Regions from separate parts of the Mus musculus genome. Here region 2 is linked to region 1. Evidence: chromatin loops called from intact Hi-C (ENCODE). Cell type or tissue: heart. All regions are shown on one strand. Each heading gives the region's core, and the rest is flanking DNA. Links, peaks and the distances in the headings are about the cores only.

Region 1 (8,000 bases), core at 1-8,000:
TCAGGTTTGGGGTTGCCCTCAGCTCTGCAGGTGAAGTACACTGTGTTCCCTGAGGTGACATCTGCATCCTGTGGCTCTGAGGTAATCCGGGGCCTTTCTACATGCAAGGAACAAACACCACAGAGAAAAATGTGAGGCTCACGTGTGTGGGAACCCAAACTGGATTCCTCATGGCAGGGATGGCCTAAATACACATCTCAGAACAGACCCCCCCACCCCACCCCCAAACAAATGACAAGTTGTCTTTCTAGAGTTTCAGTCATCGGTGATGGAAGACAAGCCTTCCTCTGCAACGTGAACTGGGGATAAGCCTGGACTTCTGGGGTCACACTGGTCCTTCAGTAGGGTCTCCGGGACACACTCACCACAGTTCAGCTCTTCTGGGGTGATGGTAGCCACAGAGCGTCCTTGGATGCGTCTGGGATACTCGCATGTAGCTGCTGCTTGTGCGTTTCCAGATTGGGCGTAGGTCTTCAGTAGATCCGCTAGCCATAGGATTTCACAGTCACAGTGGAGTGCATTCGAGTCCAATCGCCTGTGGGAAGAAAAAGCCAAGAAGACACCCAGGAGTTAAGGAGACAGTGAGCCATCCTGGATAGATCAACTTCCAGGTTCTGGAGCCTTAAGGCATGCCAATTGTGATGAGCATATAGGCATTAATCATGTGATGAGGAGACACGGCAGACAAGATGCAGCACCCTATGCTCAGACAAGAGATGGACACTGGGTGGGATAAGAGCTACCACTTGCTGGGGCACCCAGCCTGGAATCTACTTCTGAATACCAGGACCCTACAGCCATAACAAGATCAAGGGGGCAGTTGGTGAGTCTGGATGGGCAGTTCACCAAGGCACATCTGTCCAGTCTACCCTAGCCAGTTGAGTCAGCTGGAAGGCGGCCACTCCATCTCGACTGCTCCTTAAGAGAGGATATTTCAGTGAGGCCATAGAGGGGCAAGGCCAACTCTGATGGGTTCAGCTTATCTCCAAATCTAGGTTGCTCCTGCTTGAGCAATGTAGAGCCAGCGAAGGAAGGAATGTATGGGGTAAGAAGGGTTGGAATTCCTCTAAAAGAGGAGTGTGTCTCTCTGAAGCCGCGAATAGGGAAATCCATCTGCAGGCTAGTCCACTGGCTGCCCCACCCTCTGCTCTGAGTCCTCCTGGGCTGCTTTCTGTGCCATTTATCTGGCAATGCTTTCCTCCCTCTTACCTACCAAAGATGAGTTGTCATCCTGTCTTCCCACCCTAATGAGAATTCACCTGGCCTGATTCCTTTTCCTGATGAGTCTTTGTCTCATGGATGATAAAGTAACAGCTCACGAGGAGATGAAGCCCACCTCTACCGCTTATAAGGTAGAGATGCTAAATGAAACTGCAGCGACACATCAGCCTCCGACCAGACTACACAGATAGGAAAAGGTGCCATTCCTGCTGATATGAGTGGACACGGGCAGGAAAAACCGGACTGGAGACACAGCCCCATCTAAAGCACCTGTGAGCAGGCTGTTCCGAGTGAGGCCTGCCCTGTGCACGCGCACGCCTTCAATCGCTCCCTGTGTTTCTTTCTTTATTTTAAAATTTTGTTTGTTTTTCCTCTATGTACATTGGTGTTTTACCTAAATGTATGGTCTGTGAGAGTCTGTCTATTACATTCCAGTAACTTCTTAATTGGGCAAGTGCTCTTAAGGGCACAGGGCAAACAATCCAGGGTGTTAAAGAAATCCATTAGAACTAAAGTCCTCCAATTCCCTTACAATAATAAGTATGCAAAGCTTACTTCTTGAGGCATTAAAAAAATGTGTATCAGTTTGCTTATTCAAGTAGGTGGATATCAAGAAGAGGTACTGGACGTATGCACATGAAGTTGCTTCCAGACTGGCTTTCATTCTCACTGGTAAAATATGCACCTCGCAATTAAAACTTAATTGGGGGAATTTAAACATAATTTAAAAAGCTGTGTCAAGATCCTTATTAAAGGATCAGCCTGCTGCCGCATACAGCAGGGTCACGGGCTTGCCTCTTCACACTGAGATAGGCTTAACAGGCCTGCCTTCCTGGCATAGAGATGCCTCTGAAGGCTTCGCTGAAGCTGGAAATGCTTGCCCAGTCCACAGAAAGGCCAAATGAGAGAACTAGGAGAGAGGGCCTCCCATGAACACTCCCATGAACACACAGACATCTGAATACACACTTACAGCCGTTTCATGGACTCTAACTGACTGAACGTCCCAGGAACTAAGTGCGTGATACGGTTGTTGTGCAAAAACCTGTGGGGAGAGAAAACAGAAAGGCGTTACTTAGCATCAACAACAATAACATCCTAAACATATGAAAATGAGCCCAAGAGATCCAACATCTTATTAGCTGTATTTATTTAATGAGTGGATTTGACAGCTATGTGCTTTGGTTCAAGAAATAATCATATTTCTTTGCTATTTTACTACCATTCAAAGACATAAAATATTGAGTCCCACTTCTGATGATTGGCCAAGAGTTGGATTTTACACCGAAGCATCATGGAAGTGTTAAGCTGATGTTCACTGTTCAGGCAGCAGGAGCTAGGGCCCAACTACAGATTAAAGAAGGAAGCAGGACTCACAGTCTCTCCAGCTTTGGCAGGTGCTGGAAGGATTCAGGGTCCAGCGTTTCTATCTGATTAAAGTGCAGGTACCTAGGGGATAAAACAGCCACACAATGTGAATGACTTACCGACCTTTGCCAACCCAGATTTTGGGCTCCAAAGTTTTCCCGCACTTCGTATCCACATACCACTAGGTACCTCCCTGTGCTCTGCCCGGTGTATGGAGGCAAGAAGACACAAGTGAGAGCAGGCAGGCTGCCTTGTACTTGGATGACCCACAGGCAATAAATACCTCAGGACTTAAGCCCTGGGTCTCCAGGAACCCAAGTGATGGTGGCCCAGACACTTCACAATAATCTATAAAATACCCAGTGAGAGATAACAAGGAAAAACCAAAAGCAGCCCAGCAGACAGGACCACTGTCCGTGTGCCATCCACAGCACCCCTGCACTTGAAACTGTCAAAGCTTCCATGTGACACTAAGAATGCTGTAGATACAAAACCAGGCACCCAGGCAGGAGATAAGCAGCTCTAAGTCATATGAGGCGATGGACTTCCCAGAGCTCCTCTGGTCATACTGAATACCCAGAGGCCATATGGCTTCCTATTTAAGATGTCGCCTTAGTTCAAACAATTTACAATTTGGAATGTAGCTAATTTCATTCTCCTGGGTGCTAGTTTGCTGTTTTTGAATCATGGGTACTTTTTTTTTATTCAAGACAACATCAATCAAGTTCTTATTCACTGGCCTAGAGAGAAGGCTCCACTCAGGTGGCCATGGTAACAGATGCTCTTATTCAATGAAGGGCCAAAGACAGAAACAAGCAGCAGAAACAACATACAGTCTTCATCACCATAACTCCATATAAAGCCTTGTTGTTCTTCAAATCCATTTACATTAACTCTGAGATTAATTAACTGTTACTCCTGGGTCCCTATATGGGCTTCATTCCCTGGCAACTCTCTGGGCAGAACCAGTCCAGAGCCTCCTAATCTCAGAGGGCCGCAGTCCACGCCCACCTGTCCTTCCTCAGACACACAGTACCATGGTCTCCATGACCATCCTTGGGTGCAGGTTTGTAACCCTCGCTCCCTATATGACAAAGTGTTTACAAGACAAGAAAAGAGCACCAATGTCAGTGACTGCCCCAGTACATCATCTGATCCAAGGACATCAAAGGAGACAGGGGCAAAGAGACATCCTTACTCCCCATGAGGTGTGGTGTGTGCTAGGCAGCGTAGGCCAACACGCATATTCCTCTGGTCCCCAGGCCCTATGGCTCACATAAACCATCAACACTGGGGGGCTTCTGGGAAGTCTCTGGTTAAACCTAAGTCCTGATCTAAACTGGAAGAACAAGAGGGAACAAAGACAGATATTCAAGAGCCCTACAAGGACAGGCATCACGGTTTGTGTTCAAAGCCCTTTAGCCTGCAGTGAAGTTTGAACAGGTGGGTCTTAGACATCCTTCCCCGAGAAGCATCGAGGGCAGTGGCTTTCAGGGTTTGTAGAACTCTGGACTGTTGGGGCTCCAGATAGATTCTGGGCACCATTACCCTTCTCTGGGTGTCTGAGAAAACTGGAGCACAGGGAGGGACTCCTCATGTTACATGGACTATCTTTGCTGAATCAGCTACTAACTCTGGAGCTGACAAGGGCCCCCTGAGGAGTGCTGCCCCTGGGCTCTTCATTCAGGACTTCATGGCTTCCCAATTCCCACAGACCCAGCTGAGTGTTAAGAACATGCATCTTCTACAGGAGAGGGTAGAGAGACCCTGAAGCAGAGGCAGTTGAAACTCTCTTTTCCCAATAACAGACCCTGCACAAGCATCAGAGAGAGCCTGAGGCCTGAGGCCTTTTTGACACACTGACCTGAACCATTCATCCCACCTGGAAGCGGTTATCCCCCAGTCTCACTACAGCATTCAATTCTCAGAAAGAAAGCCATACCCCAGCTGCAGCATCCTGTCTCTCCTCGCCTAAGGTTTTTCTAAACTCCCTTATGACTCAGGATCCCGCTCCCTGTCACCGATGAGCAGAAAGCCCCGCTGGCTATGGAAACCACTCAAGTCCTCTTGCTCCTAATTCCTCCTGGCTGGGCTCCTTCAGTGGCCTCACTGCCAGGTTAGTGCTGTCTGCATGAAAACAGAGCACGTCCTCTGCAATCTCCCACATCTGTAAAGCCTCGAGATAGTTCCAAGAGCTTTTGCAATAACCTGGATTCCCCGTTTCATCTGTCTGAAGCAGTTTACGCAGAGACTCAAAATGTGGGATATAGATGTACCATGTGGGCTGCTGCACTCCATGGCCCTACCTGCTGCTGCCCTGACCCATCTGTGCCAGTCCTCCAGTCTTAACACAGGAAGAGACGCACAGGCCTCAAGTGCAAGGCTACTCTGGCCGTAAACTAACAGTTGTTTTCCATCAGTGAAACTGCTAACCCAAGATAGCCTGAAATCCCACAAGGATTGCCTCAGCTTACTGAGTGAAAGGTTACCCAGTAAGGCACATAAACCAGAAGACCCCCATAATCTTACTAGAACTTTATGCCTAAGAAAAAGACCCCATGATGACTGACTTCATAACAAGGTCTAGTTCATATGCTTTAGAAAGACAGCATTTTGGCACACTCAACACCCACTTGCTAGAACTACAAGGGGACAAGGCTTCTGCTCTCCAAAACAATGAACCCTATGATTGAAACTGCACGTGTCCCATGCTGGATGCTCCTATCATGATAGCCTATCTGTCTCCTGCTTGTTTACACGTCTGTCTCTACCACCACGTGAACACCAAAGTTCTTACTGTTAGACAGGAAAGCAAGTTCCGTCCCTGCTCCTGATGTGATGGGTGGAGGGTCAGGGTCTGATGCATAGAAGAAACACAGCAATGTCTGCTCTTGGGTGGGCGCAGGGGAGCAAGGTGGGAGAGGTGGGTGAAAAACGCCCCACTGATGCTTCTCCTCGTCATGCATACCCTCCCTGCACCCCAGAAAGTACAGACATGCATCATGCAACCAGTCATCTCTCCCTGTGGGAGGCAATAAGGCAGACGGCATGGAGGACACTTACAGTTGCTCTAGAGAGGCAAGTCCCTTAAATGCTTGCCTGTCAATTGATTGGATCTCATTCTTGTACAAATAGCTGAAACAAGAAACATGGAGGAGTATTAGGCACACACACGAGCTCTCAACTCCAGGCGGGAAGAACTGAGTTGACGCAATGGAGAACAGTTTAAAATCAATGACTGCATGATGGTATAAAGGAAACATCACACTGTGGGTACCAGGCCACTCTCGATGGTCACTTCTCTTACACCTCAAGGACCAAAGGATTCTCCTACTGGGACTACTAGAGTCCTGGCATCTGCTTCAAAGCCCGGGAAGAGAAAATGACTCCCATACACAAGTAAAAGGCATTGACTGTAAGATCATAACCAGCACTTTCTACTACAAAGGCACACCAGCACAGCTCACAAAAAGCAGGCTGTCTGAAAATGTCTTGAATGTCTCTCCCACCCAGAACCCCATTCTTTATACTGGAAAGCAGACATGATGCTTTCCAAGGGTCTGTTTAGAAATGGCCTGCAATCTAAGAAAGGGGCTTTCCATTTTTCAATGGTTGAAATTAAAACAATCAATAATCGAATTCCAAGACAAGTAAGCACTGCAATGAAGTGACCTTCATCAACAGTGTGGGAGCAGTATATGTGCTAGAGCTACCTCAGTGTCACATCTCGGCATGCTGACATGCCAGTTCCGCACTACACCTCATAACCCAATCTTCAGCAGCCACACTGAGTAAGAAGAGATGGCGCCCTCTCTGGGACTGGTGTGTCTGCACTATACTTTATTGAAACTGGTTTGTTTTCCTCGGTGACACAGGCAGAAGGACAAGTCAAACAGCAAGCTTCTCCCATGATTCCCTGTCACGTGAAAACTTAAGACTTCAAGCCAATGGCTCAGCATCTAGCACAACTACCTGTTTCTATAAAATGTGTGTGTGTGCGTGCCTGTGCGTGCTGTGTGTTGTATGATGAAACTAGAAAGGATGTCATAGGAGCAGAATATGACACCTTAAGGGAGGAGAGAAGTAGAGGTGGAAATGAATACGGGTAATAAAGCGCAGCAGAGAACCAGCTGGAAAAGAGCCACGCTGAGGGCAAGGGAGTCTGGGAACAAATGAGAAAGTATAATGACACACAGTTATGAAGATGTCATAATAAAACCAAGTACTTTGTGTGCTAACGTTAATACAAATTTTAAAAAAATTAAAATAAAAAAAGACATGGATGTCAACTAACAAGATGATGTGTAAGAAAAAGGAAACAAACAAACAAACAAGACAGTATTCTTTGCCTTAATTCTTGTGGTATGACACCCAGGATCAGATCACTCACTGTACTCCCTGCTGTCTGTCTGTACAAGGTCCTACCTACTTCATGGCGCCAGAAGTGCTCTCTTTAATTGCTGCAACCCACCAAAGATGCTCTTGCCTTTTCCCTCTGTGCAAATCAAGAAAGTGGTCCTCAAAGAACCACAAACCTTAACACAAACCATCCAGGACCTGTCCATCCCCATCAATAGCCCAGCATCTAGAACAAAAGCCACACGGGCATTGGTCCTCCAGGCTGCTTGAAAGCATGAAGCGATAGTAAAAACTCAATCTTTATGCACCCTGGATTCTTAAATAGAACCATAGAGTTAATTATGCACACGGCTCTTTAGTGAAGGCCTGAGTTACAGCTGCCTCCTGTGGCCACTTCTTTAAGCAAAATACCAAAGAACATTGCCTTTTACCATTGCAGAAAGATGGAGTCCTTCTGAATGATGTACAAAATACAGAGCAGATATGAATGTGTGTTTATAAAGACACTGGTAGGATTTGGGGGGCAGCTCAAAGGTATAAGGGCAAATCTCTGGATTTCATGCCCAGTACCACACACACACACACACACACACACACACACACACACACACACACACACACAAAAGTTTAAAAATAAAATTAAAGACACTTAAACAATGCATTTCTTAAGAATAAAAAAGTTGATGTTCTAAGAATCAATTGTAATTTCTTATTTCACACTTCATCCTTGTACCATGAACTCTGCTGCAAGAGGCCATCTCATTATCAAGAAATATGAATGAAGTAAGTGGCCAATGCCTCACTAGAAACAACAGAGGTCCAGGAAATAAGGACTATCCAGAGTCCAAAAACATGTTTTGACTAATAATACGCAAGGTTAAAATACATCAATACATTTTAGACATATTCTAAATAATTCCAAATAAAATCCATTATCATAGTGATTATTAAAGTACTCTCCTGATAAAATCCTAGGGAACTGAGGAATGAAGCTAGCCAGGACCTGCGTAAAGCTGCAGGAGACACTAGGCTCCAGTCCTAGCAGCCTGTCC
Region 2 (9,834 bases), core at 849-8,848, 54 kb after region 1:
TTATATCTAAGAGACTTCCAGAGCCACAAGATAATCTCACTTTATCAAAAAAGAACAACAGCAACAACAAGCTCTCAGCAACCTGTTAAGATGTAACTTGGGAGCCCCAAAATGGTGTTAAAGGTCAGATCTGAGTTTGGAGAGAGTTGACTGCTATTTCCAGGTTTTACGTCTCCTAATAATGATTTAGATAGAGACACATGTATACTAACAGGAAAGGAAATAGTTTATTAAGAGAGAGAAACATTTCCAAGCCTGAAAATGGGCCAGAACTAGAGCTATATGCAGGTTCCAAAGAGGCCGAGCTGGGGCCCTGAGATCTTCTGTGGGTCATTTCGATGCTAAGTGAATGCTCTGCAGACCTAGCTCATCCCAGATCCTACAGAAGATAGTACCCATTACAGAACAAACAACTTTATCAATCAAGGACATTTACCAAATCCATTAGTGGGGACAACGAGGAGGAGGGTTACAGCCAAGCAGGGGAAACCCTGCTGCAGATTTTAGGTGTTCTTTGATGGCATTCTTAGCTTTTGGATTGGTGTAAACTAGCAGCTTGCTAGAAATACACTTTACAGTTCTTGGAAGTCACGAGGATGTCAGGTCAGATACAGGGGTGGGTGAAAATGGCTTCCAGGGACTAAAAATAATCTATCTCTCTACAACACTTAAACCCACAATGATGAAGTCCAGCCATCTGGCCTTGTAGAACATTTAACATGGATGCCACTTTGTACCTGAGTAGAGAGGTCTTTAAAAGAAAACTCCTCAGGCCACTAACATTTTTGGGTGGGGGGGGAGGCTGTCTCCTGATACACAACCACAGACAAATCCACAAGGTAAACTCAGGCTCTGAGAAACACAGAAAAGCCCACATCTCTCTAGATTAATGATTTTTCACAAAATGAAAAGGAGCTTTGAGCAGATTGCTGAGCTAGTAAGGAGTATTGTTGTAACTCTCCAATGAGGATACACGGCAGAGTGCCCAAAGACCCACTCCCAGGCAGGCTGACTCTCCAGATTATCACTCAGGTTGTCACTGAGTGACAATCTTAATTAGGTCCTGCCTAGAGTGAGCCTGTGATCAGCTGACTGGGTAGATACTCTAAGAAGAGAGTGGGCAACTACCACTCCCAGCTGTAGCAAAGCCCTTGTTGACTTGGAAGTGCCAAGGTGGCTCCTGGAGGCAGGCTTTCTAACATGTCAGGGGCTTTTGTCAACATCTCGAGATATCTGACAGTTTTACCAAAGGATGCCAAGCACACAACCTAAGAAATGGGACTTAGCTAGCGGCATGTCTCCCAGCTAAAAAACTAATGAGATTATTGTACAAGAAAATTTTAGAACCCTTCTTTGTAAATCAACACAAGTTCAGAGAATGCTCTTGATGGTCCCACAGCACGCAGTAACTTAGGAGCTTTGAGTACTGGACTCCAAAGCTCTGCTCAGCCAGGAGTAGAACCCAAGCTTCCTGCCCTGTGACTGCCAACAGTTATCATCTTGCAGTGAGGGGTCAACAACGATGTCCCTTTTCTCTCTGAGTTCAGAACCAAAACAAGCTGCAGCCAACGCCTGCTCTGATGAGGCCAGCTTCCTAGCCCTGGACAAAATGGCCACTCAGAACATAAGAATCGTTTTATTTATGAAACGCTAAGAGTGTGCCTTGAGATTGATAGGAAATTGAAAAGCACCTGGAAGGCATCCCTGTTTGGAAAAGAGTGAGGAGCAATGAGAGTGAGCTCCCAGACCAGACTGTACGCTTTAAGATAGCCAACCCTCTGCACCAATAATAACTGTAAGGGATATACTCCCTTTGGGCAAATTATTATTTCCCTTCCATCTCTTTATCCCTCTCTCCCTCCCTCCTTCCTTTCTGTGTTTCTCCTTTCCCCTTTCCTTTTTGTATTCCTCAACAGGTCTCTAACATCAAACTCACATTGTAGCTAAGGATGGTCTTGACTTCTCATCCTCCTGCCTCCACTTCCTTGGTGCTTAGAATTACAGTTCTGCATTCCCATGCTCATTCGTCTAGTGCTGGGAATCGAATCCCAGGCTTCACACATGCCACAAAAGAGCTCCACCAACTGAGTTACCTGCCTCGCTCTTCTGTATCACTCATGTGTACAAAACAACGATGAGTTGGCATTTCTGAACTCCTGGCTTATGGGTCAGTCATGTTGCTGACATCAGGCTGACATGGCCTGCTTCTTTTAAGATACAGGTTTCTGACATCACATTGCCCATGGATGGTCAGTGTTAGAGGCAGGGGGATGCCTAGGTGCCAGTGTTTCCCAGAGATCATGCCAGAGGCCATGTATGCCCTGCCATGGAACAGATGCCCTTGATCCATAAAGGAGGTGAGAAACTTATGCCATTCCCTTCAGATCTTCTTGATGTGAACTTTTGTTCTGTGAGGTGCAACCCAAGAACAGAGTACCTCGGAGAGTCCCATGAGTCCCATGTAGAGATTTTACATTATAGGAATAATTCATTTTATTATAGAAAATTCAGACAGTGTTCATAGAGACAACAGGGTCTCCCTGGATTCTTCTGCACCCATTTTGGCTCTTCAGGCATTCACAATGAATGTCAGGCATTCTAGCTTCTAGTCCTGTCTGAATCAAACTCTTTAAACAGGATATTTAAGCCAGTTGCATTGGCCCACACCTTTAATCTGAATAATGGGGAGGTAAAAGGTGGATCTCTGTGAGTTCAAGGCCAGTCTGGTCTACATAGTGAGCTCCAGGACAGTCAGGACTACATATCAGAAACCCTGTCACAAACAAGCAAACACACAAGCAACAGAAAAAAAAATCCAAAAATTTCTCTTAGCCAAACAGAGCCAAATCTGGACTGTTTATTACAAAACAAACAAACAAAACATCGGACCTGGGCTGGGCATATATTTCGGTTAGTAGAGGGCTTTCCTATGCTCTAGTTTTATTTCTTGAGTATCTAGCTTTTGATACAACGGGCTCATGACCCTACCTTCCCTTAGTGTCAGCCAGTGATGGAGGGAGGCTGGGGCCAGCTGGGCCAAGCTGCTGGTTACCAAACAGAGGAGGAGCTTTATAGTCAACTGACTGTGCTTGCTTTTCTCAGGGTCCTGATGCAGCTTGCTTGTCCCTTTCAGAGCTGTCACACCATGGGTAGGAACTGCAAAGCTCCTTCTCACACAGACTGAAGATCAGAGACATCCTTCCCCACCCCGGACACAGGATGGTAAGGCGAGAAGCTCAGTGTTTGCCTTCAGGCTTCCAGGGACACTGGTTTCTTAGCATAATGGAGTTGGGCAGTGTCCAGATACACACACATACACATACACACACACACACATCCATTCACATACACACACACATACATTCACATACACACACACAAACACACACACAAACACACACACACATTCATACACACACATACATTCACATACACACACACACAAACACACACACACACATTCATATACACACATACATTCACATACACACACACAAACACACACACACATTCATACACACACATACATTCACATACACACACATACATTCACATACACACACACAAACACACACACATTCATACACACACATACATTCACATACACACACATACATTCACATACACACACATACATTCACACACACACATACACACACACATACACATACATTCACACACACACACACACACACACACACACACACACACACACACATACATTCACATATACACACCAAGCTTCTTGCTCTCTCTTCAGCATCAGCCAGCCTTAAGCCACTTCTAACTTCTACCTGCAACTGCCTTCATAGGACTTGATGGCACCTGCTCCTGGGCTGCAGCCACACAAGCTTCTGCCAGAACTGAGCTGTTTCCCTGCATCTGTCTTCTTGGACTGCAGTGAGCTGGCTTGGTTGTGTGCCCCGAGAGCAGATCTCTGTACCCCTTTCTACTAACTCCAGGTCTCTGTTTGCTCCCCACAAGCCAAGCAATGTGTCTACCCCTTTGTCTAGAACCACCACCATTTCCTGAGCCCAGGCTCCGCTCTCACTAGCTGCCCATGATCTCTGGCTCAAGGCTCCCACCCCTGCATCCTCTGAAACATCTGAAGAATATTTCTCAAATACACACATTGGTAAAAGGACCTTCCTCTCTGGAGAATGAACGTCAGTGGGCTTGGGGTAGATGAGAAAGGACACTTGATGTCTTTCCCTTTCCAAAGCCAGAACCGACCCACTGTGCCACCACTCCTCTGCCATCACTGTCTGCCTTCCTGCTTTGTCCCTGACCTGTTCCCTCCAGCACCATACGCAGGCAGACAGCTGTCAGTTATAAGCTACTATGCCTCAGTAGCAGAGGCAGTGAACACAGGAGCTAGAGACAGCTCCACACTGCCCCCTGGAGCATGGAGTCCAGGAACTTCTTTCCACTCAAGGAAAGCCAGAATTTTCTTTCCTTTTCATTTTTATGTGGTTTTGTTTGCTTGCTTCTGTTTTTTTTTTTTTAAGAGTAGATGTAGAGTTGGAATTTATTATTAGGAAGAGATTTTTAACCAATATTTAGGCACAAGCATTAACAAAAGGAGTGGTGCTTAGGGAGAAGATGGGACATACCCAAGTATGGTTGAAGGCTTCTGAAGAGAGTAAACTTACTGTGAGCTTCTCCGGAGTCTTAGCAGTAGCTGGATGTATGCTTTCAGTGTGTTCTGAAGTTACTCGCTAGGCTTTAAGGTCCCAACTAACCTGCCCTCCCCTTCTCTTCTTTTTCCCTTCTCTTTCATTTCACCTTTTCCTTTTTTCTCTTTCCATTTCCCTCCCTTGCACCCCATCTGTAGTTTAAGCTGACCTTGCACACACTATGCCTACACATGACCTTTAGCATATTGTCTTCCTACCTCTACGTCCCAAGTCTTGGGATTACAGGCATGCACCACTGTATACAGTTTACACGGTGTTGGGGATGAAACCCAGGGCCATTCCTAGCTTCCTAAGGCTAGCAGCTGCCATGCAGCTCCTCTGGAACCTTCCCTTACTGAAGACACCTCTGCTGTTCACCTGTTCGAGTCCTTCTGACAGAAGCAGTGATGGTGACCAGACGCGGGGTCCAGTGCTCCTAAACACACATCTTTGTTTGCATTTTATTAAAGAAAGAACTTCATTGGACTTACGGGTTCCAGAGGCAGAGTCCACCAGGGCCCGAGAAGCACAGCAGCAGGCAGCAAAAGCAAGAAGCTGGAAGGTCACATTCGTAACTGAAAATCTGAAGCAGAGAGAACAATCTGGAAATGGAGTGAGGCTCTGAACTCCCAACGCCCGTCCCCAGTGACACACTTCCTCTGGCAAGGATACACCTGTCAAAGGTTTTACAGCTCCACTACCTGGGACATGTGTCCAAATATAGGAGCCTAGGGGGCACATCCCTCCTTTCAACCAACACAGACCACATAGCAGGACAAAGAGAAGACAGCTGTGACTTACCTGAGCCCATGTCGCCTCTTACGTCCAGAGAGGTGACTGGTAATTCCATGTTCCATTTCCTCCCTCCTGTTTTCCTTCAATTACTAGATATCCACCACTAGGCCTCCCCCATGTAACCCACGGGTTTTGCTGAGACTCATGTATCCTTTGTTTCCATATCTTGCCTTGATGAAGAAAAATAACTTGAGGCAGCATAAATGCTATAAGTAATATTACAGAGTAGAGTGGGAAACGGATCCCATGCAGTTTGGAGAAGAGAAGGAAGAGGACCTTTGGAGCTCTGGAGCAAGGATGGCCGTGTGTCTGTGTGTGTGTGTGTGTGTGTGTGTGTGTGTGTGTGTGTGTGTGTGTGTGTGTTCTCGTGCACTCACAATTAAAATAGAAAGACAAAATGCAATGCTTGAACCTTTTCTTGGCACATAGTTAAATTGCATGTTGGTTAAGACCCTGGTTCCTCTGTGTAATCTTACTTAGTTCAAGCACTACAGGGTCTGTCTGTCTGTCTGTCTGTCTAACTGGGAAGAGGCAGATGTGTCCTGCTGCCAGAATATCAGGTCAGTCATTGTGACTGGAAGAGAAGCCCGGTCCTGGCTGTGCTGAGGAGGGGCTGGGAAAGGCTGCTGCCCCTCCCAGGGATGAGGCCAGCTAAGGAGGTGTGGCTGGGCACTCAGCAGGACCCTGTGTTATCAGTGCCTATTACCATGGTCCAAGAGTGACTGCCATTACCTGCTGTCAACTGTCAACTGATCTCCTCACTGCCCTGCATCCTTTGTGCTTGCAAAGCTGTTTTAACACCTGTGGAGGGAGGGACATCTGCTGTGGCCACAGACTATGGCTTTTCCCTTCATCATCCCCAGCTCTTGTGCTTAGGTATTGTGGTTATAAAAACCAAAACTTGAAGCTAGGCAATGGTGCATATGCCTTTAATCCCAGTCCAAGGCAGGCAGATCCCTGAGTCTGAGGCTAGCCTGGCCTACAGAATGAGTTCTATGGTAGCCAGGGCTACACAAGAAAAGAGAGATCCCCCCAATATATAAATATTTCTCACATGAAGACACACACACACACATGCATGTGTGTTCGCATGCACAATACATGCTTAAACCATTCTCCTTGAGACTTGAGACTGGAAAGTCTAGGAAGATTGGGTAATCTCAGACAAAAGGCTCTGGGACACAAGTAAGGGAAACCACTGTTTGCTGTTTGTCCTGCATGTGCTATCCTACTCAGAGGTGCTGTGCTGGGAGCAATGGCCTTTCAAGGGCCCCTCTTCTGATTTTCTAAGGGCAGTGGCCCTGGACTATTTTCCTGCCTTATCTTCCTGTTCTGTTCTTTCTGGACCCACAGCAATGCCGTGCTTTGCCTCTGGGTTACCTGTGTGTACTCAGCCCACCCTGATGCTGCCCCCTGGGCTGTGGCCACTTACTTGATTTACTCCACCTGGTTAGTGCTACATCACTTCTGCAATGCTCTGCAAAGTGCATTTCTCAGATCTGTCTACTCATTTCTCCATCATAGGATTTTAGGATTCTTTAAAATCACTTTATATTTTCAGAATAAACACCGGGGACCAGTGAGCTTATCTTATTTTTATTTTCTAAGATTCTGAACTTTATTTGGATAGTTTTAAATAATGACCTTGCTTCTAGAGTTGCTCCAAGGTTGGCTGACCTGAGACACTGACAACTGCCTTTCTATTAGCTTTATTTGTTCCAAAAGACAGCAGTTACTAGAACTCTACAGGCAGGTCTGAGGCAGACATGAAGGACCCTAGGGAAAGGGTCACTGCTTACCTGCTGGCCCTGGAAGATCTGAGCAGCAGCTCCAGGCACTGTCTTGCTGCTGCCAGCTGTCCAAGAAGGAATCTGCTGGAACGGGGTCTGAGGAGCTCGCCTGACTTGTGTTTAGCAGCAGAAGCCACCGCTGGGAGCGAGTTTCCAGTTTAATCAAAATTACAGGAGCTGTTTTCTTATATTCTATGTATTGTGCATGTTATAGGAGGCTACTGTGGAATTTTAAGCTGCAACTTTTATTAATGGAATTGGATAGTGCATGTGTTACATGTGAAGGTCCAGTTATATCTCATAGGTGACTTCTTGCTCAGCTCCTGGCTAATAGTGCTCCTGGAAAGTAGCACTCCATCCTTTGTGAGCTCCTGAGTTTGATAACCAGTAACAGCCAGGTGATGTCATGTGCTCTACTATGTATAAGAACAAAGCAGTCCTTTGAAATGAATCAGCCAGAAGGTTGCAATCACACAACCAACGTGGGACATTTTGTGAAGTGACCGTGCTGCCCCCTTGAAGCCTCTGTGTCCTGGCAGACACATGGAACTGTAGTGATGGGGAAGCACAATGGGCAGAGCAGGTACCTGACCGACTATGTGATCCCAGACTGCATTCCAGGTACGGAGAACCTGTGAGAGCCCCTTCAGGATATGGGCCTACGCTCACCAACAGCAGTGCTGTTCGAAGCGTGAGCGTTGCAGAAGGATGCCAAGCTGTTGGGAGACATCTGCACCTAAGCAACCTCAGGTCCTCGGCTGGATCTCAGCTGGGGCAGGGGTGATAGTAAATGAGATAAACGGTCCTCTGGGAAGCACAGCAAGCATGATGCCCGGGGGTGCGTATCCACACGTGCCCCAAGTTCCAGCCTAATCCCACAGTGCTGCTCCAAAGGCAAGAGACCCAGGGTGGGAGAGGGAGGCGGAGGGCTCCAGGAGCCCAGATGGCACGCTCCAGTGAAGACTCAGACCCATTAGAGATCCTTCGTGCTACAAACGTGGCAACACCTTTTTATTCAGAGTAAGATGTGTTCACATCAGCATGACAAAGTTTGTACAAAGTTCACAATTTAAAAATGAAGTATCACAGCAACTTGTGATTCCACACATTTATAGCAAAATTAAAGTGTCAACAAACCCATGCCGTGTAGTACAAAAATAAATCAAACTTCAGTTCCACAGAGAGCACAATAAATAGTTTATACAAAATTCTGTCTTAATAAATGATTACTTAAATTAACTTAGAAATGAATATGAACAATAAGTTATAATAAATATGCTCTGATGACTCACAATAACCCCATGTGGAAGGTCAGCATTCTAACATGTGACACTTTGTGATCCCTATATATAGTCACAGATAACTTTTGATTTGATATTATGTACCACCGTTACATGAGCAGCAGATTTGTGCTTAGAACCCCTCTCCATTGTACATAGGTGATAACAATAAGAATCCAAACTGATACTACCTATTACTCTACTAAAAGCATTACTACATTGGCCAAGAAGCTGCAGACAAGACGCGGTGGGGAAATGCATGTGCCGCTATGAACAGAGGCCCCCCGGGTGTGGGCCTGGGACCATGTGTATGGCATCAGGTGACAGTAAGCACCTTGCTTCAGCTCTCAAAAGGCAATTCTGAGCATGGCAGCTACAACTAATCGCACAACAGAAAGGGGGCGCTGGACAGAGAAGGTCCTGCAGAGCCCCAAGTAATTACATAATCTTTTCCCCAGCTAGTTATTAAAGTCCTTGTGGAAAACTGTAAGCTTTTGTACAGTGAACAGTATAAAGTGCCGCTGGGATATTCTTATATTTATACATATATATATATGTATATATATATATATATATATATATATACCGAGGTTGAGTATTGTATCAGAATGTTTGTCGTGAGATCCCTGTAGTCTCCCTTAGTAACCGTATTGGGTCAGCCTCGAGGGCCTCCTCTATAACTCATCCACTTCAGTGTCACAAGGCGACTGACACAGGATTGCACACCTCCGTACGGATATATAGGACAAGGCGAGTGCAAAGAGCCGACTGGCACATTGTGGGGACAATGACCCTGTAAGTCCTGTTCTGCTAAAAATATTTTTTTTATTATTTTTACAAAACCCATCCTTTTTTTTTTTATTTCATAACAAAATTTTAAAGTACTTTTGTACTTCCTGCATAACATCAAGACATGGAAGAGAGAGATGCTACTAAAAGGAAATCAAGTCGACATCGGGGAACACAACACATTGTCAAAGACTACTCAGAAGGGGCGCAGCAATCAAAAGTGGCCGTATGCATACATATAGTGCAGTCATTTGGGATGAAACCATCAAATTTCGAAGGTATCGACAAATCTAAGATGATCTAGTTTAAAGCAAAAAAGTGCCGCAGTCTATTTAGTTACTTTAACATCTGATTGCACTCTTTCTCAGGTTAGGTCACCACGAGTCACACAAGGCTGTGCAGACGCTAGAGTCAGCTGGACCCAGCGAGGGCAGAACGTGAACGTCCTTGGCCTTGGTGTCCAGTGTATTCTGGATAGGACCAAGGCTTATTCGAAGTCAGAGT

What was found. A loop is a pair of places that touch in the nucleus more often than their neighbours do. Peaks named below come from ENCODE experiments on the same cell type or tissue, not always from the same donor. Only the 100,000 strongest peaks of a DNase experiment are listed, where the experiment ranks them.
Region 2: it touches region 1 in a loop (3-fold over the local background); 10 of 42 quality-filtered maps call a loop at or near these places.

Annotation. Positions count from the first base shown.
Region 1 is chr12:29,976,964-29,984,963 of GRCm38, reverse strand. It overlaps Pxdn (peroxidasin), which reads right to left. Exons shown (of 23, transcript NM_181395.2): 4 at 5,653-5,724; 5 at 2,599-2,670; 6 at 2,195-2,266; 7 at 366-535; 8 at 1-97. Among named protein-coding and RNA genes, the nearest start is that of Pxdn, 43 kb to the right of the region's middle. In heart, for the core only: no CTCF peak of the experiment used is centred there; DNase peaks (open chromatin) are centred at 2,905 and 4,731.
Region 2 is chr12:29,921,617-29,931,450 of GRCm38, reverse strand. It overlaps Myt1l (myelin transcription factor 1-like), which reads right to left. Exons shown (of 25, transcript NM_001093775.1): 25 at 8,242-9,834. It overlaps Gm31939 (a long non-coding RNA gene), which reads left to right. Exons shown (of 4, transcript XR_001780596.2): 3 at 3,134-3,222; 4 at 5,147-6,446. Among named protein-coding and RNA genes, the nearest start is that of Gm46346, 11 kb to the right of the region's middle. In heart, for the core only: a CTCF peak has its summit at 4,406 (motif pointing left); no DNase peak of the experiment used is centred there; H3K27me3 peaks cover 484 bases.